Regions from separate parts of the Homo sapiens genome. Here all the other regions are linked to region 1. A link is an interaction called in ENCODE POLR2A ChIA-PET data of the cell type or tissue named here. Cell type or tissue: CD4-positive, alpha-beta T cell. All regions are shown on one strand.

Region 1 (8,000 bases):
CAAGCTGCTCTCAGTGTCTATTGATCCTTCCAAAGGCAGCTGAGGGAATGTTCCATTTCACCTCTTCTGCAAGGAGGGTTTAGGGCTCCCTCCAGGCCCTTCTTTTCACCCTCTGCTTCCCCCTACTTTTGCCCTTATTCCAATATCCTAATTCTTGAATTGCAAGTCAGTTCCTTCACTTGACTATGATGTCTTTGGGGATAGCAACACAAGCTCTCAATTCGCATTTAATAAATATAAATAACCACATAAGTATACTTCTAAAATTTTAAAATAGTAAGATCCAGAGTGGCCTGAACTTCATTTATTGAGTGCTTACTACAGGCCAGGTTCTTTACATATATTAGTACACTTAAGCCTCATAAGGTCTGTTTTAAGAGGTATCCTGGTTTTACAGGTGAGCAAACTGGAGGCTAAGGGGATAAACGTAACTTGCCAAAAGTCATACAACTAGAAAGTAACTGAGACAGTACTCAAACCCAGGCAGGCCAGCTCTGAAACCCACAGTTCTGGTCCCACTCTATACTGACTGCCTCTTTTCCAGTCGTAAGTCTGATTAAGCAACAGAACTGGCTCTCAATAAGAATTATGACATGTACATCCCTAGAGAGCCTCAAAAACAGATTTTTTTAAAAGACTGTCTTGTCCCCTCCTATTATTTTGCAGGTATGAGCATGTAAATACATAGTATTTATATGAACATGTATTCATGTAAACACATAGTACTCTCCAGAAAACAAACATGTTTTAATATAAATCCTGCCCAACATCTAACAAACTATTATCAATAAATCAGTAATTAGTAAATAATTATACCACTAATAAGAGATAAATATTTCATAGTTAAATATTTAGGCCAGGCGCGGTGGCTCATGCCTGGTAATCCCAGCACTTTGGGAGGCCAAGGCGGGTGGATCACGAGGTCAGGAGTTCAAGACCAGCCTGGCCAAGATGGTGAAACTCTGTCTCTACTAAAAATACAAAAATTAGCCAGGCATGGTGTGGGAGCCTGTAATCCCAGCTACTCGGGAGGCTGAGGTAGGGAATTGCTTGAATCCGGGAGGCGGAGGTTGCAGTGAGCTGAGATCGTGCCACTGTACTCCAGCCTGGGCAACAGAGCAAGACTCCGTCTCAAAAAAAAAAAAATCATAGTTAAATATTTAATAGTGAACAATAAGATAAGCATGAACCAAAATATAACAGATGACATTTAAAAATAAGATAGTTAATGCTACCTATTACATTTCCCATGATGTTAGCTACAGTCTCCTATGTTCCAACCAAGAGGATATATTGAACACTTTGGAGAAGATTTTCTTTTTCAAAACCATTCATATTTGATTCCAAATAATATTCCAATTCAGCTGATATATTGGATGGATCCCAAACACACCATCTGTTTTTTATTCAGTTGTACCTTAGCAAGGCAGAGAAATGAAGACCCCTTGCTCAAAAATTAATTTCAAGACAGTGACAGCAGATCATTTAACCAAACTCAGGGCCCTTCTGAGCTTGGAGCCCTGTACAAATGCACAGGTCACATGCCCACAAAGCCAGCCCTGTGGAGCCCCTAGATTCTATGTCAGGCACAGTACCAGGCAGGAGGTACAGCAACGGCTTTTAATCCATAATCCCGATGTCCAGAAAGGCTCAAATGTAGCATCAAAGATCCTGTTAGGCAATAAATAATCAAATATGAAATAGGTTTAAGAACTCAAAGAATCTTTGGATCTCAAACCGCTAGGTAAAGGCCGAGGGTTAAGTGCTAGTTAAAATGATTCAAATTCAAGTGGGCCTCTCTTCAGCTTTGCTAAATGTCTTCTTTTATAAATCAATAGGTCAATGAGCTTTTTAAAAAATGACTCTCATTAGATGCAAAAGGAGGACTGCAGATGATTAGAATAGTAAATAAAGCACCAGGATTGCAGTATCATGTTTCTTTCAGTGGTTTTTTAATTTAATAAATGTTTATTGTGCATCTGCTATATGTTTACATTTCATTAAAAATCAAATAATATCTCACTTTTTTAAACCTCTTACCAAAAAGAGAATTCTAAAATTATGACCGAAGACTACAAAATAGCATCTGAAATATGAGAGATAGCAGTATCATCTTTATTTCCTCATTCAGCACCCGTGCTCTGAGCAACTACTCCGGGTCAGGCACCGTTCTAGGCATTAGGCATTCAGAGAGGAAAAGACAAACTCTGCCTTTATTTATGTAGTTCATTGGAAAAGGCATACAGTAGACAACCAATTCTTTCAAAAAATACTGTTTAAGATATTTCAAATTGTAATTCCAAGATACAATGGAAGATTGCATTTATTCTAGGATTTTCCTCCAAGAAACATAAACTTCTCAGTTAAGAGGAAAAACATCTTCTCCTACTGACCCTAAACAGAACTATAGTTTTGGTCACTGCAAAGGCACAAAATTTTTCTGCAGTACAAAAGGTGGAATATATGCCCAAAAGTAGATATATTTGTAATTCATGTGTTAATCAAATCACATATGCTTAGACTATAATTACAGACAAGGTACTGGGTTTGGATTAATGTTATAAAAATTCAGAATCTATGCAGTCCATAAGGACTTTTCACACTCCATTTTTCATAAAATAGTATGTTAATCTCCTGGTGATTATGAGATTCAACTAATAAGTCTAAGGATCCTACTTAGCACCTCCAACATGATGCTGCATCAAAACTGGGGATTATTGTTCATACAAATCTGGAGTAACTGGTCCCTATAATACTACTACTAAATACTTTCATAGTACCTTTGCGGCCACATCTTTTGAGGCCACATAGTTGGGTCCTCTGCCTTCTGTCTATTTACTCTCTCTGTTTTAAATCTTATAGAGAGTAAACAGATAGAATGCAGGAGACCCAATATGTGGCCTCAAAGGATGAAACTAACATGCACTTTAGAAGTTCTCCTTGTTCTACCACACAAACGTTCCATACAATTTTATTGTGAAGGAAAAAAGGGAATGAGAATCAATATTTTTAGAAAGTAATCTTGCATTAACATAGTGCTTTCTAGTTTTATGAAACTTTGTCACTCACATAACCTTGTTTGTCCCCAAATTGTTTAACTGTAAGAGTGTACTATAATGGATTCTGCTCTCCTAACATAATACCAAGGAGCCACAACCTTCCCTCTATTCTTAATCTCCAATTTTATTTTCTTAAGTGGGCCACTAAGTATATCTGTACCAACATTTTTGTGCATTTCATAACCCATAACTTTGCCACCATAACAACTTGAACTAAGCTCAGATAGGAAATAGGATCGTTGTGTTATATTTTGTCAAGGAAAAAGGGAAAAGCTACCCCAAAAAGACAAATTTCAAAAATCTAAAGCTATTATTCCAGATGTACTCAAATAACCTTAAATTTCCTTATTGCATAAGTAAGCTGAAAGTTTCCCAAGAAAAATGACATCGTACTATATGCACATCTCATAATCCTATGGGGACTTCTTTTAAATGAGAACATTTAGGCAACACTACTGAAAGCATACATAAGTCAGCGGTTAGCTTCATGACTCAGTTTAACTTAAACATGTAAACATAGTGTATGTTCCAATTTGGAATGATTTTTGAGGTTTACTAGAAACTACTAAATAATATTTTCATTTAGTAAGTCCTTTCTCTGTCAACTCTTTGATGTAAGAAACCTTAGCAGACCTCCCAGTGAACTTTAGCATTTTGGCTGTGTGTCCAAAAGAACAATCTACCATTACAAAGCCTATTCATGAGTCAACCAGGGACGTAATCACAATCACGACTGCTCAGCTGATACGACTCTTCTTTATCATACCTGCAAGTATGGAAGACACGTAAGATTCAAGTTACTAAATTATAGATTATTAGTACTAAACATCGATTCTTAAATATAGTTCTAAAGATGATTCATGCAAATTTAAACTTTTTTTAAATTTAACAGCTTGGGTTAACTTGCTTGTGTTCAACTTTTTACGTCTACCTCTAGCAAAATAATATTATTATAAAAACAGTAAAAGTCCATCTAATAATTTCAGTATAATAAATCCAGGGCTTTGACACTGTCTTCAAATTCACAAGATCATTAGTATTCTTTTAAACCAAATTAATCATATTCCCTAAATAACAACAGCTAAAATCATGAACACTGAGATCATTTTCTTGTAATGATTCTGTCTGGAAGTGTATTAACGGCATGATGTTTGTGCTTTGCACTAAACATTCATATCTTTGTTTCCACAACAAAGTAAAAAGGTGGCAGTTAGAGGGAGAGTTAAACAAGGTTTCCTGTGAGGGCTTTGTGAAAAGAAAGAGCGTATATTCTATCCGGGCAATGACAAACGGACTCAGGCCTCCTGAGGTCAGCGCTCCTGGGCACCATCAGGCCCCACTTCGGGAGCCCCCGGTGCTCCGGGCCCACCTGACTGGGCGTCCTCTGAGTCAGGGAGGTGCCAGTGCTGTGGTCCCCGCGAGCCCAACTGTCCCCTGACCCCCGGGCTTTTCCGCACCGTGGAGTCCCCCGACACGCTGGGGCCAGTGAACCCGGGCCGGGGCGCGCGTTCTCCCTCCCGGACCAGCTCCCGGCGCTGGGCCCGCGGCCGAGAAACTAGGTCTGGGCCGGCCCTGCGGCGGCCGCCGGGCGCGGCGAGCCCCACTTTCTCCCGGCAGGAAGGGGGGAGGCCGAGAGCATTTCCTGTTGTGCAGCTGAGCCCTGCGGAGACGTCATTGCATTCATGCTCCCTCGGGTGTCAGCGGACGGGGGGCCAAAGTTCAAGCCGCGTCCAGGGCAGGCAGCGCGCGGCGGCGCGGCGGCGCGGGGCGGGCGGCCAGGGCTCCCCTCTCCCGCTGGCGCTCCCGGCGCCTCCGTCCCCGGCCGGCCCAGCGCTGCTACCGGAGGCCAGCCCTGGGGCTCCGCGGGGAAGAGCTGCTCTTCCTCCCGGAGGAAACCGAGCTCGCAAGCCCAGCGCTCCCAGCCGCAGACTGCAGGCTGCCCTCCTCCACCGCCTGGATTTCCCACGGGGAGGAAAAGGCGTGCGTTTCCAGGTGTTTGGAGGACGCACTGGCCGGGCGCACTTTCCTCAGCGTAATTTTGAACGCAGTTTCCCTAAAGATGACTCTTTTTTCCACTAGGATTATTTCCAAGTCATCAAAAGTGAAAAATCACGTAAGTGTTGTTGCAGTTGTTTTCCCCTCGTTTTCTATCTCCTTTCCAATTGTGAATTCCGTAAATAACTGTCAGACATAAAACAGGAAAAGGAACATTTCTTCACTGCAGAGCTCCAGTAAGGTGAAAGTAGGCAAGAAGGCCCCCTGAGACGTTTCTAAAAGCATATTCTATATGTTTTCATTATGAAAACACCCACTGCACTCCTTTTATTTATTAGGACCTTAAGTTATCCTATCTCAACTAATACTTTTAACAATCAGAATCTCTTAAGAATCTTTCAATCTTATACTTATCCACTTTAATAGCCAACAAAACCTTTAGCCAGAGTGTTTTAAAATGGAAATTACCTGTTCATGTTTCTTAAAGATTTTTAAAGTCTCCTTCTAAATTTCCAGCCTTCCATTTAGTTTCAAGCCATAAACCAGATTATAACAATGTGTAATTGTAGAGAAGCTGTGGCTTACGGTTAATAACGATTAAAAATAAGGCCATAAGGTATTTTATGATCATTTTGAAATAAAAAATTGAAATAGTTTAATTTCAGCTTGTGCAGTTTGAGACAGATCGTCAACTACAAAACAAATTGTAGATTCTGTTCTCATGGTGAACAAACATTACAGATGTTTTACTGTGTCAACATCTCTAACATTTGAACTAAGCAATGTTTCACATCAGGACATGAATTAAAACAATGTAAACTATGGACCTGGGGTGACCATGATGTGTCGATGTAGGTTCTTGGATTATAACAAATGTACCACTCTAGCGCAAGACTTCGATAGTGGAGGAGGCTGTGTGTATGTGGGGACAGGAAGTACATGGGAAATCTCTGTACCTTCCGCTGGATTTTGCTGAGAAGCTAAAACTACCCTAAAAATATAAACTCTATTTTTAAACATATGTTTAGGGTTTTATGAGTATCCTGATACTTAAAATGTGCATTGCATTGTAACCTATGAATTGACAAGAAATTAATCTTAAGAATTGGCACAGAAATCATCTCGATGTTTTCATGAAGTTCATCCTCGGTTCTACTGCTTCTTGATAAACAAGTTTCATGTTTAGAAGGTTACTGAAATTTTTTTATATGGTAAAGGCACATCAAAGACTTTACCATTTAATATATATTAGTTGTCCTATCCAGTCATGTACTATTTAAGGCAATATTAAAGGTAACTTAGATTTCCCCACTTACAGTGATGCAAAGCCCTTCAATAATATTCTGTTGTCTTATTTCCTAAACATCTGAATAATACAACTTTATCACATGATATCTTAAATTTGCATAGTATATTAGAGTTTGCTATTTGCTTCACATATATATATTTCTATCCCGATTTTTTCAAGAAATAGGCTCAGAGAACTGAAATCTCCACTCAGTTCAGGACTAGCATAGCTAGTCTTTCAATCTTGCTGAAAAGCAATCGCAAACTCTTCTCATTTTCAAACTCCTTATTCCTAACTGCAACCACTTCTTTACTTCCCAGTGGCCAGTGCCCCTGAGTGTGAGTGCTGAGAGGGGCCTGCAAAAAATCTAATCACATCCAACTGCTTTATTTACTTGGCTTCCCAAACTGTATCAAATGATTCTTGACTGTAAATGTGATTCCACTGTATCCAATCCTAGGAAATACTGTAGTGGATATCTGTTTCCTGAATGATCTTACACCAACTTTTTTTGGGGTGTCTTTTCTCCTTCATATCAATTGTTCTTTTATCCATTAAATCTCTGCAGCAATTCTTGTGTTTTTGATTTGAACATACTTATACTTGTTCCTTCAAATCATCTGCCAATGGTATACAATTAGCACTCCCCAAGCTGCATGTGACTCCCCAAATACTGCCTAAGCTCAGTGAAGATTTTATTCAAAATTCATGCTCTCTGGTCTATACCTAGTTGCTGATGATGGCACTTGGAAAGGACAAAGAGGGAAGACTTAAAAATGTTTTATTTTATAATCCTGATTACAGGCTAAATAAAATCAGTATTACCATAAATTTAGTATAGACTGAGGATATAAAGATCAGTATGAGAACGGTAAGATAAATTAACTTATGAATAAATACACAATTGAAAATATAAACCAGAACAAAAAAAAAGGAGTTCTTCAGGTTCCTGGTGCTATTTTCAAATGCACCTCTTTTACACCATGAAAGAGAAGAAATAACTGTGAGGATAAAAGGAAGTTTTGCAGGATAATGTATTTTACACTTTCTCTTTAGAAAAAAATTAAAGTGCTCCACTTTTGTTACTTAAAGTACATCATGAAGTGCGCAATTCCAACCTAAGAAGATATATTATTTCATACAATGAAAAGGATTAAGACTTGAAGTTTCCCAAACTAACCATTTTAAAACTCATTGTTTCATTCAGGATTGGTTTCATTTAAATGTGTAGTTAGAATATGAGAGAAACAGTAAGTTGTTACCATAATGTTTGGCTCTCCATGCTTCTGAGATCCAAGTTCTCTAACTCAAGAGTCTCCACATTTTCATAGACTTTGAAAAGTCTTTGATATGGCCAGACTGTATCTGACAGGCTGACTTGTTTCACAAACTGGCCTCCTCTCTAAAAATATTCAGAAGGGCATACTAAATTTTCACTCTTCTCTAACAATAATCAAATTGAGTAATATCCTTCTCAAATGAGCTTTCACCAGTCATTTGTTGTTTTTCCAGAAAACTGACTCCCAAGATATGTGATGACAAAATCAAGACTCTCTTCTTTCTGAGGTCCACATCCTATTTCCATGACACACTAAACGACTGTGTTGTTCCTCTACAGCCAGTACTTTCCCAAATCAAAGCCCAGCTCAAATTAAATA
Region 2 (8,000 bases), 62 kb before region 1:
GAAGACTGAAGTGCACTGCATGTATTGTACACTTTATTTCTATTATTAGTACACTGTAATAATGAAATAATTTTACAACTCACCATAATATAGAATCTGTGGGAGCCCTGAGCTTGTTTTCCTGCAGGAAAACTAGATGGTCCTATCTGGGGGTGATGGGAGACAGTGACAGATCATCATGCATTAGATTCTCTTTGGGCAAGAGACCTAGATCCCTGGCATGCGCAGTTCACAATAGGGTTCACGCTTCTGTGAGAATCTCATGCCACTGCTGATATGACAGGAGGCGGAGCTCAAGTGGTAATGCTCGCTCACCTCCACTTACCTCCTGCTGTGCAGCAGTTCCTAACAGCCAACAGACCACTAGTGATCCGTAGCCCAGGTACTGGGACCCCTGCTTTACAGGCTATCCATTGCTGCACAAATTTTGTAGTAGCTTTATTCCGCACAAATTCTGCAACTTGTCTAAGCAATAGACTTTTTAAAATGAGAGGAAGCTTCTTTAATTCCCATGTGCCTTATTTAATGTTGGAAAAACTAAAAAAGAAAGAGAAGTTAAGTCAACTATCATTTCACAGAAGACACAGATCTATTTTCAAGGAAGTTAAAATCTACTCAGACAGTATACGAACATGCATACATCAGATAGCAGAAACATCACAACAGAACGACATGCCAGCAAGTAACACCTGAAGACAATACTCTCAGCATATTCAAATGCTGAGGCTCATTCACAAAGGAAAATGCAGGCTAGAATAATAGACCTCTTTGGTTCTGTACGTTTCTAAATAACATAATCATTGTCTTATATATTATTACCAAGTAGCAGTCTTTCCCCATTCATTGACAAATCAATTGGAATGGCCTTCCCCTGTATGATTCATACATAAAATGAAATTTACTAATAATGAGAAGTTTTGACATAGGTACTAATGGCTTGAGATGAATAAACCAGATTTTTATATATGAAAAACATATTGTCTCCTCCCATGGAAACCAGAGCTGTGAGGCAATAACATTGGAGGAACTATAAGCAAAATGCCAGAGCAAAGAAGTAATTCTATTACTTGAAGGTATCCTTGGATACAGTAGAATAGCACCATATACTAACAGAATTTATTTTAAACCCACATACACATTTTTCCCATCCGACTGTTGGTAAAAGGTAATGAGTATGAAACAGTAATATCCCAAATTTAACACTCCAAAAGAATCTGTTTGGGCTTTCTTTCCAAATCATCAAGTAAATGCCCTTAAAATTTGCCCTCTCCCTCCAAACAATTTAATGTCATCTAAGTTCAAAGTTGTCAGTCCCACACTTTCAAATTATAAATAGATAAAACTCAGTGTATGGAACTTCTGTTTAGAAAAGGATTCCATTTCAAAGCGGGCTCCTAAGAAAGAAATGGTAGGTAAGCACACCAGTCCGGGTGGAAGCCTTACTAGAGATTAGAATTTGGCCCACCTGCAAGAACAGATGGCTATTCTGGACAGCTGCAGGAAGATGGGGGAAATAGCTTGAGGGCTACTGATTGCTGTAATAATTAAAACCAACAACAATGACAAAGTGGCACTTGAAGTTTTATACCGTTACTTAAATTTTTTTTCAGGGAAATTTAGGCTTATAAAGTTAGAGTGGCACATCAGCCCAGCAGTTTGTTAAGACTCTATTATCAATCTTTTATACTGGAATCTGTTAGCAGCCCTGCATTCTCTTTTTACACTGTAGAGAATAAACATTAATACCCAAAACGTGTGTTTGACTAACATATTTACAAGAATAAAGCAATGTATTGTACTAGATTCCAGATGTGAAAGATAAGTGTCACTCCTTCAGACAATTTCTCCCAATTTCTCCTAACTTGACAGTTTCATATTGCATTTGCTACATTAGCAAATCTATTATATATTATGTAATACATCTATTATATATGTAATATGTAATACATATAATCGATTACATGTATTACATATTTTATAATACATATAATCGATTACATGTATCATATATTTTATAATACATATAATCGATTATATGTATCATATATTTTATAATACATATAATCGATTATATGTATCATATATTTTATAATACATATAATCGATTATGTGTATCATATATTTTATAATACACATAATCGATTATGTGTATCATATATTTTATAATACATATAATCGATTCATAATCGATTATATGTATTATATATTTTATGAAATGTAATATATATTGCATATATTATATATTGTGTACTATATCTATTACATTTAATTATATATGTAACTATATATTATACATTACATATATTATGTAATTATATATTATACATTACATATATTATGTAATATATTATATGTAATTATATTACATATAATATATTTAGATATCATATATATTTTTATATAATATATAAATTATATATATTTATTTATATATAATATATAAATATCTATTATATGTATATATTGCATATAATAGATTATATGTATTATATAAAATGTAATATATTGTACTTTACATATAATATAATATATATTGTGTACTATATTATATGTAATATATAATATGATATATAATTACATATATTATATATTACATACAATATGTAATATATATTACATAATATATTATATATTATGTAATATATGTAATTATATGTAATATATAATTACATATAATAAATATATTACATAATATATAATAGATTTGCTAATGTAGCAAATGCAATATATAAAAAAGGCAAGAACAGGTTCTGTTGCATTTTTTTTAATAAATTCCCTGTTCACAGCTCCAGAGTACACCACAAAATTTAATATAAAACCTCTTATAACAAAACTATATGTTAAAATAAACTACCAGTTATAGTAGTTTGTGTTACTTTAATGTAAATCCTAGATACAAACCAAATCTTTTGTATCTGCCTTGTCCAATGTTCTTGACATTAACACATTAAGACTGTTTTTATTTCAAAATCTCAGATTCTTTTGGAAATTACAAATTAACTTCTTTAAATTACTAATGACTATTAACAATTACTATACAAAAAATAGCTTTTCTAAGATATTGCTTTCTGAAGAATCAAGGCATATCTGATAAAATATTACAAAATATTTCTAAAGACAGGACACGCAAATATCAAGTTATGAATTTTTTAAGAGATTTAATTGAGTTCTCAGAAAGAAAGAGGAAATAAAATAAGTTTAGAGAAGAGGTCAAATTCAATAGTAAATGTCATGCCAGGTTTAAAGTAAATGAAAAATACCAAAATCTTCACAATACCTCACATCTACATTCATCTAACTACGCTTTTGCATATTGCACATTTTGAGGTCCCTGCTCTGTATGAATCTCTCGGACAGAGATTAGGATCCCCCAAGGAGTAAGACACACTTCTTTCTGTGGGAAAGCTCACATTCCAGTGAGCACTGATTCAAGGAATATTTGTAGTCCACAGGTCCCAAAAACACACTTATAAGCAAAATCTTTATTTAAATCTCATGCTTATTATTTTATGTAGCTTTGGTTCCATGTGGAGAAATGTTTATACTGCTGTAAACAAAGATCGTGTTAAGAGGATATGTGTGTGTTAGCAATTTTCTAATTAAATGTGCATGATTTACCTTTGCCCCTACCATTGGAAAGACCACCCAGTAAGCAGCCAAGCCAGCAAGAGGGCTGTAGGGGGTGTCCTTTCTTTCCTCTCTGCTACCCTTGTTGAGTATTTTACTCTTTTGTCTATCTCTCCCCCTCAGCCCAGCAGCCTTGAACTAAAACCTGCCTTGGCTCACTCTCTGTATTTCACCTCCTGCTCAACTCCCAGTCCCATCACCAGCAGCCTACAGGAGTGTCACCTGGAGCCTGGAGGTCCCTTTAACCAAGAATTCTAGGAACAGCCTAGAAACGGAGGGTAAAGTGCTGCTCTCACAATAGCAGAAAGAGCTGTGTTCCTCAACATCACAGCTTATCACTCAGAATGAAGTTTTCCAAAGAAACTGACATCCACATTTTAACTTCTTAACTATTACTAATACTTCAAGTACACTACAGGTCAACTCAGCTTTTGTGACTTAGCGAAAAATAATAAATATTAATATGAAAACTGTTTATACGTTTAGGATATTGTACATGCACATAGAGGAACAAAGAAAACTGGAGTCTACACAAGACACTTGTTCACCCAATAATTTTTTGAGCACCTAATAACTTGAAGCTATATACATTTGCTATTACATAACAGTTAAATGCCTTTATTGCCTTTCTTTTTAAGGATTGCTTCTGAGAATTAGAGCCTTTCATTCTACTCATCCTCCAAAATAATAAACACAGGGTAGGAAAAATTCACTGCACAAATCTTTCACTCACATGGATGACACTAAATCATATCCCTCAGAATTCTCCTTTCCTTGAAGGTCCTAACCCTGTAAGAATTCATATAGCCAACCAATTCCATTACAAACTGCAAAGACCTCCCAAGGGGCTGAAACACCTATCCAAGTCATCAATTCTCACATAACAAAAGTTAACTATGTCTATATCTGTGTCTATCTACCTATATGTGCTAGCACTTAGAATTCAAAAACAGCTTTTCAAAAATAGTTTCCTCCAGCAAGAGATTTATTACAGCCTATTTTACTTGGCCATGTGAATTTTGTTTTTGTTTTTGTTGTGGTTGCTTTTTTGTTCTTTAATAAGAAAATAAGTCTCTTGATAGCTACTATTGCTCCAGGAAAACCAAATCTCTTCTGAATGATTCCAGATATCCAATATGCTGCCATTTTTATACTCCAAAAGAGAATTTGGATAGCTATGTATAACCCATGAATTCAAATTTTGTTTTCTATTGTGCTTCTAATTGCTTATTCAGTTAGGATGTGGGATGATGCACATTAATGCTGTCAGGAGCATTTTAAGAAAATGCTGAGTGAAAGACATAAAAATCCTAATTTCATTAAAAATTAGCCAAAAGACACATTAGGGTTATGCTACCAACTAGTGAAGGTCTGAAACTGAGAAGAAAAAAAAAAAGGAAACACTTTAAGGAATAATGTTACCAGTACCTTTTTCTTTTACTTGGTTCAAAATCCCTGCATAATTAATACAGTAATACTTCATAAATGCCTACGAACGTACCACCTCTTCTCTCTTGTAGTTTAATTAGGTGATTGACTTCAGGCATACTATAAATTATAATGACATTTTAATTACTTTTTTAATGTGCACACTTAAAAGATTTATAAACAGGAATAGAACAGCCCAGTACATTGAAAAGAGGCACACCAAATGAAATGAAGCACACGACCTAGGATGATGGCAGGCAGACGATTTCTAGAAGATAGAGGTGAACCAGAAAGCGTTTCGCATGCTTCAGTAAACATCAGCTCTACTGCCTTGGGACGAGTTATGAACAACCTATACAAGCTTTTTAATAATCTTAACTTACAAGGAAGGAGCTGGATCCCTCTGTCAGTTACACTTCTAGGCCATCCCAAGACAGCCTCTTCTTACAGTGAAAAAGCACAGACTTTTGAGGATCAGACCTTGGTTCGAATCCTTCCTTTACCACTGGCCAGCTGGATGACCTTGACAAAATTAACCTCTCTAGGCTTTGAGTTCCTCATTTGTAAAATTTGTAAATGGAAGAAAATACCTGTTTTGGAGGGCTGTGGTGGAAATTAAATTAGGTAAGCAGCATGCTGCAACTGGTGAAGAGGCAAGCTCTAAATCAGACTTTCTGAATTCTAATCCTGGCTCTGCCTCTAATGCCCTCTAGAACCTTGGGCAAGTTATTTAGTTTCCTGCCTCCTTTCCCTCAACTGTAAAATGAGGATAATATCAGCAACAGCCTTGAAAACTTGTTGAGAACCTAAATAAGTTAATACACAGAAAGCATTCCTACCTGGCACACAGTAAGTGCTCAATAGATGTTAGCTACTAATAAATCACTGAGCATAATCATTGATGCTCAATAATACTTGGCCATACTTAATTTTTCTTCCTTTTCTACAACCCTTATTTCCCATTAGTAGACAGTTCCTGAAATTCCACATCTGCTGTGAAATTTTCTTGTAGCGTTAGGTCAGTGCTAACTCCTAACTCCTTTATTACCTCTTTCTCCCATGTATGTAGATCCATGTCAAAGTGCCTACCTTTAATTTTAAGTTTCTATACCATGAGCATTTAGTCTGGGAGATTCTCTTTATAAGGCAGAATAGTAATTCCAAAAGAAATAGGTACTTTGATGCTAAGGACAACGAGGAGAATTACTGGGAAAAGGATAAATATATAAAGCTGTGGAAAGGGCTTTCTCTTTATCTTTGAGGTCGGTCTCTCCCTTAGTTGATCTGACCACATCAGGATTTCATTTTACTCTAATGGGGTGAAAGTGCAATGAGCCTCAGGCCAATGTGGCTACTTACCCCTTTCTAACTGCTAAAATACAATTTCCCTTTGCCATTAACTATCTTTATAAAAAGCGAAAAAGAAAATAAAAATTAAGCTATAATCTTCCAGTGGGAATTTTCAGTCCTCCCTGTGGTAAACTGGTGAACAGGAGAAGTTGACAAAGGGTAAGGATCCAGAGGGTTATAAGAAATCTTAGGTAGAGAGGTACTGACTCCAGTATTTCCAACCTGCTCTGGGTAAGTATGGTGGTAGAATTCTTGTAATAAATAATTGGACGTGTGTGTTAGTGTGAATATTTCTTTTAATCCAAATACACTTATTAGGAAGCATCACTGTCTATATCAGAAAACAAGGATTTTACTCTTTTGCTATTAGGTATTTCATAGTCTTTTTTTTTCTTTGCATGCTATTAAGTATCAAGTTTTGTGTTAATAACTTTACAGGAAGGCTGTGGCCAAACCTGGTGAAGACTACACATCAGTGGTCTTTCTTATTATACAAGCCAGGCAATCATATATATACTCAACCAGATTGTATTAACTATCAGTGGTATTTATCATCATGGCATCTAATCTACTATACATTTGGTCAAAGATAAAAAAGTATCTGGCTTGAAGTGCCTTCTACAAGCCAGTTGTTATCGTTACAGATTGATTGCAACAGATATGCTTTTGGTACACAGAATCTGAACACATTATCTCTGACTCTTCCTCCACCCACTTCAGTGACAGCTTTGGTCAGCAACAGCTGCAGCTGATATATTACTCTACTTGTTTAAGAAAGTGACATAAATACAGAGACGAGATGACATAAAGCTGTGAATGTTGGACATGGCTCTTATAAAGTTTTCCTGAGCCAATCAAAAAAACAGGATATGTGCTAAAAGAATTTGTGTATGCTGCCAGTTACTTAGAAAACATGTGGACAAATATATGCTTTCAGTAACTAACGCATTAATAAAGGTGGATTCGCATGCAAGACTTGGTTGCTATCCTAGTGGTTTTAAGGCAATAACAATTCCAATAGGATCCCATATGAATTTCTTGAAACGTTGTGCTAGAATAGGTCATTTATTTTTGCACAGGTTCCTATTCTTGCAAATAAAAATAAATTTCCAACAGTCTCACGGTCATCCATTGAATAACATGACTTCAAGTCCTATATACTGTCATTTTATACCTCTAATCTGGCATAGATTAGAAACAGAAAGGAAAATTATGCATATAATCTTAAAACTAGAAAGATCACATTGCAAGTCAGCTGTGTCAGTAATTTCCGCTTTCAGGAGTTACACAATGCTTAAACAATAGTTATCCTACCGGGCTACAGTTCACTTAACCTCACAGTCCAGCTGATGATTGATGAAGGGTCAAGAGGGTAGCAGACTTTGGGTGCACAACACTTCAATCCTTTATCAAAAATGGCAAGAGGCCACATACTACAATAACGGAACAAATACTTCCTTTTACCGTACAGTAAATTCCTTCCTCTGATTGGCTAAAGCTTCAGTGCATGGTTCACAAGAACAAAAATACATTCTATCATGAGCAAAACACATTTTAAAGAGCAATCACTTAAATCTCGGGCCAAGTGAAATGTC
Region 3 (8,000 bases), 110 kb before region 1:
CTCAATATCCTTTAAAACTCTTGATAACATACCAAGTTCTTGCTATACACATAACTTTGTATTGGACAATAGAGAGGATTTTTTTTTACACTACCCAATTCTATACAAATTTGGAACCTTATTGGAGACACAAAGCATGCAGGTGAAAATTTAAATTATAGCTCTAAACATCAATTAAGTGCTACTACATTTATAATAGTAGTACATGAGTGCAGTAAAAAAGAGATTGCTATGAGCTAATGTCATGAAACAAATATTTATGCAGCTGGTAGAAGTTAAATTAGGGCTTGAATATTCTGACAGGCAAAGACAAGGCTTTCCAGGAGGTGGAAATGCCTGAGCAAGGGAATGGTCATGCATCTCACGAGAGCCAAGAGTTCACAGCCAATGATTTATTTAGCAAAATCTTCAACCCTACTGTTCTTTGCCCCCAGTTCAGCCCATTTCCAGAATATATTTTTTCCTTCCTTATATTTCCTTAATTCATCTCTTTGTCTACTTCTCATGGTCACGAGCTCTGTTATCCTATCCTATTTCAACTACGACCACCTCCTCATCACTCAACTCACACTATTAGCACCGCTAAGAATCCACAGTTCTACTTCTGAAGTCGCTTTGGATTTCCTAGCACTCTGCACAACAGGACACATAGACTACCAGATACCATCCCCTGCGTCTGGCATTTCTCGTTCTTCACTCTAACTCACTGCTGTTTTCCCCACACAAATGTGCTCCAAGACCTCCTAAAGCAAACTATACATTGTCCTCTTCCAAGCCTCCCCTGGCTCAAAGTCAATCTTAATGCACAAGGCTCTAAATCATAATTTACAGCTTGGAAACCATTAATCCTGTACAGAAGGAACTGAGTTTACTGCCAATGAGTTGTTCAAATACTAAGATAGATTCTGGTTCTATATGAATTTTTATTTAAGTTCCCTATAAAAATGTTTGTAATAGCACCAGAGGGTGTGTGTGTGTGTGTGTGTGTGTGTACATATACATATACACACAAACACGCTATCTCTCTCTCTCAAAGTGGGGAGGAGTGGGTGTTGAAGAATGACAGCTCCTTGAGGACAGGACACACTTTTGTTCAACTCGACTTGAACTGTATTAGCAAGGGCATGAGAGGACTTAAGAAACAATACAAAATAAGGCAGATAGGTATGTTCTTCAAGCTATCCTTTGATCCTGGATTCTAAAGACTAAAATACAAACTAAGGTTGGAGGGCCCAAATTTTCTTCTCTGAGTCTCAGAGATTAGGTCTATATATTTTAGAAATGTAATAGTACCTTCTTAAAAAATTACTTGGTAATTAACCTGACTGAAAGCTCTGGCTAAAATACTGTGGCTCCAGCTTAGAATACTCTATGGTTGTAGCCAATGCTAGAAAAAACACACTTTCAGTTCTAGGCTCTGTTCTCTCACTAAATTTCACTTTGGCTGTATGCTGATCATTTGATCTCATTTGGAGACGACCAGCAGTCACATATACACCATGAAGTGACAATCACAATGCCAAATCTAAGTTATTTCATTTCAAATAAGCATTGGACTATTATTACTAATTTAATAAGCAGGAAATGCCCATGTGTCTTATGTACTATGCTGGACACAACTTGCATGGAGATAAATATAACATTACTAATAAGTACAAGATCCTCAAAGTTCACACTCTGAGATGTAAATAATGAATGACAGCACAATTTTTAAGAGTAAAGAAATTGACAAGGCAACGGAAGAACACCAAGTAGGAAGTGAAGATAAGAATCTGCCTTGAAGAATTGTAAAATGATGCGCAAGAAAGTGACACTTAAAGTAGATCTTGGCTGGGTAGGATGGCTCACACCTGCAATTCCCAACGCTTTGGGAGGCTGAAGCAGGGGGATAGCCTGAGGTCAGGAGTTCAAGACCAGCCTGGCCAACATCTCTACTAAAAATACAAAAATTAGCTGGGCCTGGTGGCACATGCCTGTAATCCCAGCTACCCGGGAGGCTGAGGCAGGAGAATCACTTGAACCTGGGAGGCGGAGGTTGCAGTGAGCCAAGATCACGCCACTGCACTCCAGCCTGGTCAACAGAGTGAGACTCTGTCTCAAAAAAAAAAAAAACAAGTAAAATAAAAATAAACTAAATCTCAAAGGAGGAAGGAAGGGATGTGTATGAAGCATGTATTATTTGCCAGACACAGGTGACAAATTACCTCATTGTTGCCACCATTTTAGACATGGTGAATCTGAGGCAGGACAACTAAAGTCACCTGCTAGAATGCCACACAGCCAGCTTCAAACACAGCTTTGTATGTTTTGTCCAATGTACAAGCTCCCTTCTAAAGGCAAGGAAGCCTTCTTTAGGTGGAAAAGTGAAATAATCTTTATTGCACTTAAAGTTTCCTAAAAATTACCTCTTACGAAATATTTACTTATAATGATTAACAGTTTATGGTTGTAGCTGTAAGTTTCTATCTGCCCATACAACGCTTTTAAAGCCGGGCACGGTGGCTCACGCCTGTAATCCCAGCACTTTGGGAGGCCAAAGCGGGTGGATCACTTGAGGTCAGGAGTTCAAGACTAGCCTGGGCAACATTATGAAGCTTCGTCTCCACAAAAAATTAGCCAGGCGTGGTGGCATATGCCTGTAATCCCAGCTACTTGGGTGGGTGAGGCCTGGGAATCTCTTGAACCCAGGAGGTGGAGGATGCAGTGAGTCAAGATTGCACAACTGCATTCTAGCCTGGGGGACAGAGTAAAACTCTGTCAAAAAAAAAAAGAAAGAGAGAGAGACAAGAAAGAAAGAAAGAAAGAAAGAAAGAAAAGAAAGAAAGAAAAGAAAGAAAGAAAGAAAGAAAGAAAGAAAGAAAGAAAGAAAGAAAGAAAGAAAGAAAAAGAAAAGAAAAAGAAAAGAAAAAAAAAGCTTTTAAAACCCAGTCCATTAAAAAATGCCCAGGAACCAGGCAAGGTGGGTCAAGCCTGTAATCCCAACACTTTGGGCAGCCGAGACAGGAGGACTGCTTAAAGCCAGGAGTTCAAGATCAGCCAGGGAAATATAGCAAGAACCTGTCAGGAAGGAAGGACAGAAGAAAGGAAAGGAGGGAGGGAGGGAGGGAAAGAAGGGAGGCAGGGAAGAAGGGAGAGAGGGAGGGAGGGCGGGAAGGAGGGAAGGAAGGAAGGAAAAAATTAGCTGGGCATGGTGGTGTGCACCTGTAGTCCCAGCCACTTGGGAGGCTGAGGCAGGAGGGTTGCTTGAGCCCAGGATGCAATGAGCTATGATCACTCCACTGCTCTTCAGGCTGGGCAACAGAGTGAGACCCTGTCTCAAATTTTAAAAAAAGAAAAAAGGGGAAAAAAAGAAAAATGCTTGGGGTTCAAGGTCTATGTAAGAGATATGCAAAACTTCAAAAATGTTGCAAAATGTTGTGTCTATGTGCATTTTCCTGGGGAAAAGAGTCAGGAGCTTTTATGAATCTTAAAGGGGTTTATAAACCTCTACCCCAGAAAAGGCTATGAAGCAAGAATCTACAAACTTCTGCTAAGCTTTTTAATGTTTTCCAAAAGGAAAAATACTTTTGTAAATTTAAGTTTCACATACAAGGAAATCCATTTCATATATAACAGGGAAGAAGATTCATATATTCTACTATAAGGTAACAACTTGATAAGGAGACACCGAAGTGACCCTTTCCCATGTTTCTAATAACTATTCAGGATGTTAACAGTGAAAGGACCATTTAGAAAGCTAATTTCCTTTTCATCATGCTTGTTAAGTGTTTACTTTAATTCACATCCTGTGTGACCCTATGGGAAAATTTTTAACTAATACTGGGGAAAATCCCATAGGGTTACACAGGATGTGAACAGGGCCTGTACTGAACTACCTTCAGCTTGAAAAATAAAATTAGATAGGTGAGTTTCACTTTCTGTTTGTCATAAGTTCCACTTTCTGGCTCCCAAAGCTTAGATCCACAGTACATCCATGTCCGTGCAATAAAATCCCAAGATTCTCACTCTCTGTTAAAGGAAGGATTTCGGCGTGTTGTATAGCAAAATCCTTTCAGCAGAAAAATGCAAATCTGTGGTGCTAATCAAGGAGAGGCGGCTGGAGCACTCCCAAATGCTCCTCCATACCTGGGCTCACACACAGTTCAGCTGCCGTTTTCCATTTCCTGTGGGGAACATACATCATACCACTTCCCCTATAGAAAAAAGAAAGCAGCCCGATTTAATTGCTGATGGAAACATTGTCATACTTTCCACTGGCCAAGCTTGAAACTATTACTGATCTAACCTTCATTAATTTTTCCACAACAATTTGCAGAAATGTCAGGAAGCAGCTGTACGAAGACTGATTAATTGTCCTTATCACCACTACTTTACCAGGCTCGCTCTCTCTTCTCTCTCTCTCTCTCTCTCTCTCTGTATCCTCACCACCTCCCCTCCCTCTCTTCCAGTTTAAAAATATAATTGGGATTTTTCTGTTTTGGTTGGTATTGGTGGTGGTATATCATACTCTGAAATATCCAGATCTATTTTTGATGTCTTTCAATGGCCCAAACATTTTCAGATCTGGAGGAGACCCCATGAAGTTTGGGACAGCATCCACGAAGGAAAAGGTTGCTTCCTGCTGATTACTCAGTTATAGCTGTTTAAACAGACGTTCATGAATTCAAGTCTTACAGCAACACTGCATTTATTAGTCAATCACAGACGCTAAAATTCACTTCCGAAATGTGAATTAGAAAATCAAATGCCCTTTTTCTATTTTTTTTTCACTTTCTTTTCTCCCTCATCATTTTCATTTGAGCTATACCATCTGTCCCAGCCTATCAAATAATGTACTGTGCATGCCTGGCAAAAACAAGTGGAACAGTACACCTCATAACCCCATGTAGGCAACCACTGAGCATCTATAAAAGTGGTACATAACAGAATCTGGCCATCTGGGGATAACTAGTTATAGCAAGCTTAGCTTCTCAGCCAGCACTCAGATTTGCAGACTTTTAACTAGTTGGCAAAGCATCAACCAGTGTTCAAGAAGAGAAACACTAACAAACATTTTTTTTTTCAAAACACAAGAATTCAGATATAAATTTTCAAAGGTGTACTTGCCAATGTTGCTGACAAGAAGGCTTCAAAAGCAAAGATCAAGGCACTGTCATGTCCTTGAAATGGAGCCAGAGTCAATCCAAATCTAGCATTTTGCAGCATTACTAAACTTTTTGGGTATGAACATATTTTTCCTTCCCCATATTGCCTGAATATATACAAGCAAGGGATTAAAGCCGAACAGACTTTGAACCAAATGACATAGTACCTTTCAGAGACAGCTCCAGCAGACTGGGAAGAGTTCCTCCTAGGACTACATTTAAAAAAAAAAAAAATCCAAAGGCTCTTCATCCCAGATACACTCATTCGTAGTCTAACCCCGAACCAAAGAAAGACAGATTGGACAACTATGGCTTAAAGCATTAAAGTAATAACTGGACATGTAGCATAGTGGCCCAGATCATGGACCATGGAGCCAGAATACTTGCTTTCAGTCCCATCTCTGCCACTTGCCAGACATACAAATATTCAGGCAAGTTACCTAACCTCTCCGTGCCTCAGTCTTTTCATCCAGAAAATGGGGATACAAATAATATTGTTAACAGAATTATACAGCATTTAAAAATGGCACGAGGAAGTGAACTCTAAATGCTAGCTGTTAACTGTATATTTTTCTGTTGATATTTCAGGTATCTATTAGCCTAATAGTGAGGAGGAAATAATGTGACACGAGTTCCTAAATTAATTTAACAAAGCCCACTGGGTTGGCTGAAAGATTTCCCCTGATAATACTCACATTGCTTGAAACACCACCACCAAAACTAGGTCAAGCAATCAAGGCTAAATATTCTATTGTTTCTGTTGACTATCCCCTAGCTGTCACAGGACAGCATGCCTTGTGATGCCATGGGACATAGAGGCAGGCATGGCTGGAGATGACCACACCTCACCACCACCTCCAGGCCTGGAAAGCAGGGGTGGGGAGAAAGCCACCACAGACCAGCAAAGTGCAAACAAAGACAGAAGCTGGCTTGGACTTCGTCATAATCAAAGTACTCATCAAAGAAGCCAAAGGCACTCATTCCCTTGGCACTAAGACCAGGGTTGAGGTGCCAGGAGGCCACACAGTGCAGGAAAGACGCTACTTTTAATTCCGGCTCCACCATATGACCTTAAGTAACTCTCACACTCTAAAGCCTTAATCTGCAGTAAAACACAGGATTTCGTCTACATCAGACCTTTTGAGTCTTTTGGCTGCCATGACCTCCTTGGCAGTCTGATGAAGCCTGTGGGCTCATTCTTAGCAGAATGTTTTAAACTACACTGGATTACAAAGGAAACCAATTACCATGAATATAGGTATCTCAAAATAACTTTCAAAGCAAACTTGTTGATAGTAATATACATAATTCTTTATTAATAATTAAAAACAAGATATAGTGCAGGTCTAATATTCACCATAATTCGGAGTAGTCATAATCATAAAGACACTTTGAGATATGAATCACAATGGTAATGTGATATGAAACTGTCTGTGATTTCTATTGGTGACAACATCACTGACACTGCTGAAACTACTGTCATTTGTTGCTTACATGAATAATGAAGGAAGTGCTAAACTTCAGTTAGAGATTAATGAAACAGTTTTTTTCTCAACCAAATTTTCTGAATTCTGTCCATTTGTGGTTAAGAGCCCCAGCCTAGGTAAATAATAAATCCCTTTATAATTCCATTATCTCAGATCAATGATTGCATTGTGTCCCTGGCTCCCTCCACAGAGAAGATTCACAAAGAGAAATAAAGCAATTCCTATTCTTTCCAACTGTGTGGAGAAAAACAGATTTACAGGATAGAAGTGTCTTTCCTCATCCCTCTCCAAGTGAGGGAAGGAACACTTATTGACTTGGAAATGAGTTACCCAAACACTATCAAGCCCTACCAGCCTACAGGCAAATACATAAGAAGTGACATTAACACCAATTAACCACAGCTCCTGTTCCAGCCCCACCTGCTCACACAGGACCTCCAGTCCCCTTAAAAAGTCCCAACTAAGTATATCTAGGATTCCAGCAAGGGAGACTTACAAGAGCCCACAGGCAGTCTGACAGCCAGTCACAACACCATCTGCCATGGCTTCTTTCCTGCACCAGCTCCCCCTAGCGTCCTCAGGAAGGAACCCCTCTGCCGCCTCTGCAGATGGCGCCCTCAGTAAGAATCCTAATGCCCAGTTGCCCCCACAGACAGCAGAGTCCATACTTCCAGGAAAGAGGGGTCCTTGTCATGGGTCCCACACTTTAGAAAGCCTGCATATCACAAACAAGCACAAATAAATTCACTGAAAAATCCACAGCACCTTTATCATAGGCATCCAGATGTCCTGTAACCCTAAACCCCGCGACAACGGTTTAAGCCCCGAGGGAAATGCTTCTCTTGCCCAATCTCTTTGCACCAGTCAAAGAGTGACTGAGTTGGAATGCCCTGAAGGTTCGTGGATTGTGACATTGCAGTGTGGAGTTAGACATCATTTCCAAAGCAGAGAAGATTCAAGCAGCATTAATGCTTAGGTAAAAGAAAAGACTTAAGAGTCATTTCTCTCAGATGGTGTGGACGCAACAGATTCTCGCATAACAAGTGTAACCATGCCAAGCATCCCTTTCCTGGTTTCTCTTCGTGCTCTGATCAGTGGTTCTAGAATCGTTAATAATTAGAGCAGCATTTGGAACAATTGCACATGGCACTTGAAGAGTGTTTCGCAATTAAACAATTCTTATTCTTAAATTTGTAAAGATGTAACCTGTATGAAGCATGATGCCAATTCTTTACATTAGCAACTAAAATGGACACTAAAAACAAACTTGTGAATAGTTTTGCTTCTGTAAAAACAGCTGAGGATTTAATTCAATTTCAAAAAAATATTAAAAAGCTTCAGCAGCATTTAAATAATTTTGAATTTTAAA

What was found. ChIA-PET counts read pairs that join two places held together with the same protein. Peaks named below come from ENCODE experiments on the same cell type or tissue, not always from the same donor. Only the 100,000 strongest peaks of a DNase experiment are listed, where the experiment ranks them.
Region 2: POLR2A ChIA-PET joins it to region 1 with 17 read pairs; 11 of 35 experiments call an interaction of 5 or more read pairs at or near these places.
Region 3: POLR2A ChIA-PET joins it to region 1 with 24 read pairs; 9 of 35 experiments call an interaction of 5 or more read pairs at or near these places.

Annotation. Positions count from the first base shown.
Region 1 is chr6:142,922,198-142,930,197 of GRCh38, forward strand. All of the region lies in intron 1 of HIVEP2 (HIVEP zinc finger 2), which reads right to left. Among named protein-coding and RNA genes, the nearest start is that of HIVEP2, 19 kb to the right of the region's middle. RefSeq lists silencers at 4,477-5,046, 5,948-6,037. In CD4-positive, alpha-beta T cell, no CTCF peak of the experiment used is centred here; DNase peaks (open chromatin) are centred at 3,763, 4,724 and 5,954; H3K4me3 peaks cover 3,357 bases; H3K27ac peaks cover 5,098 bases.
Region 2 is chr6:142,860,424-142,868,423 of GRCh38, forward strand. All of the region lies in intron 1 of HIVEP2 (HIVEP zinc finger 2), which reads right to left. Among named protein-coding and RNA genes, the nearest start is that of HIVEP2, 81 kb to the right of the region's middle. In CD4-positive, alpha-beta T cell, no CTCF peak of the experiment used is centred here; a DNase peak (open chromatin) is centred at 278; H3K4me3 peaks cover 533 bases; H3K27ac peaks cover 1,310 bases.
Region 3 is chr6:142,815,908-142,823,907 of GRCh38, forward strand. All of the region lies in intron 2 of HIVEP2 (HIVEP zinc finger 2), which reads right to left. Among named protein-coding and RNA genes, the nearest start is that of HIVEP2, 130 kb to the right of the region's middle. RefSeq lists an enhancer at 3,799-4,268. In CD4-positive, alpha-beta T cell, a CTCF peak has its summit at 7,168 (motif pointing left); DNase peaks (open chromatin) are centred at 3,844, 4,164, 5,004, 7,184 and 2 weaker places; H3K4me3 peaks cover 1,700 bases; H3K27ac peaks cover 3,929 bases.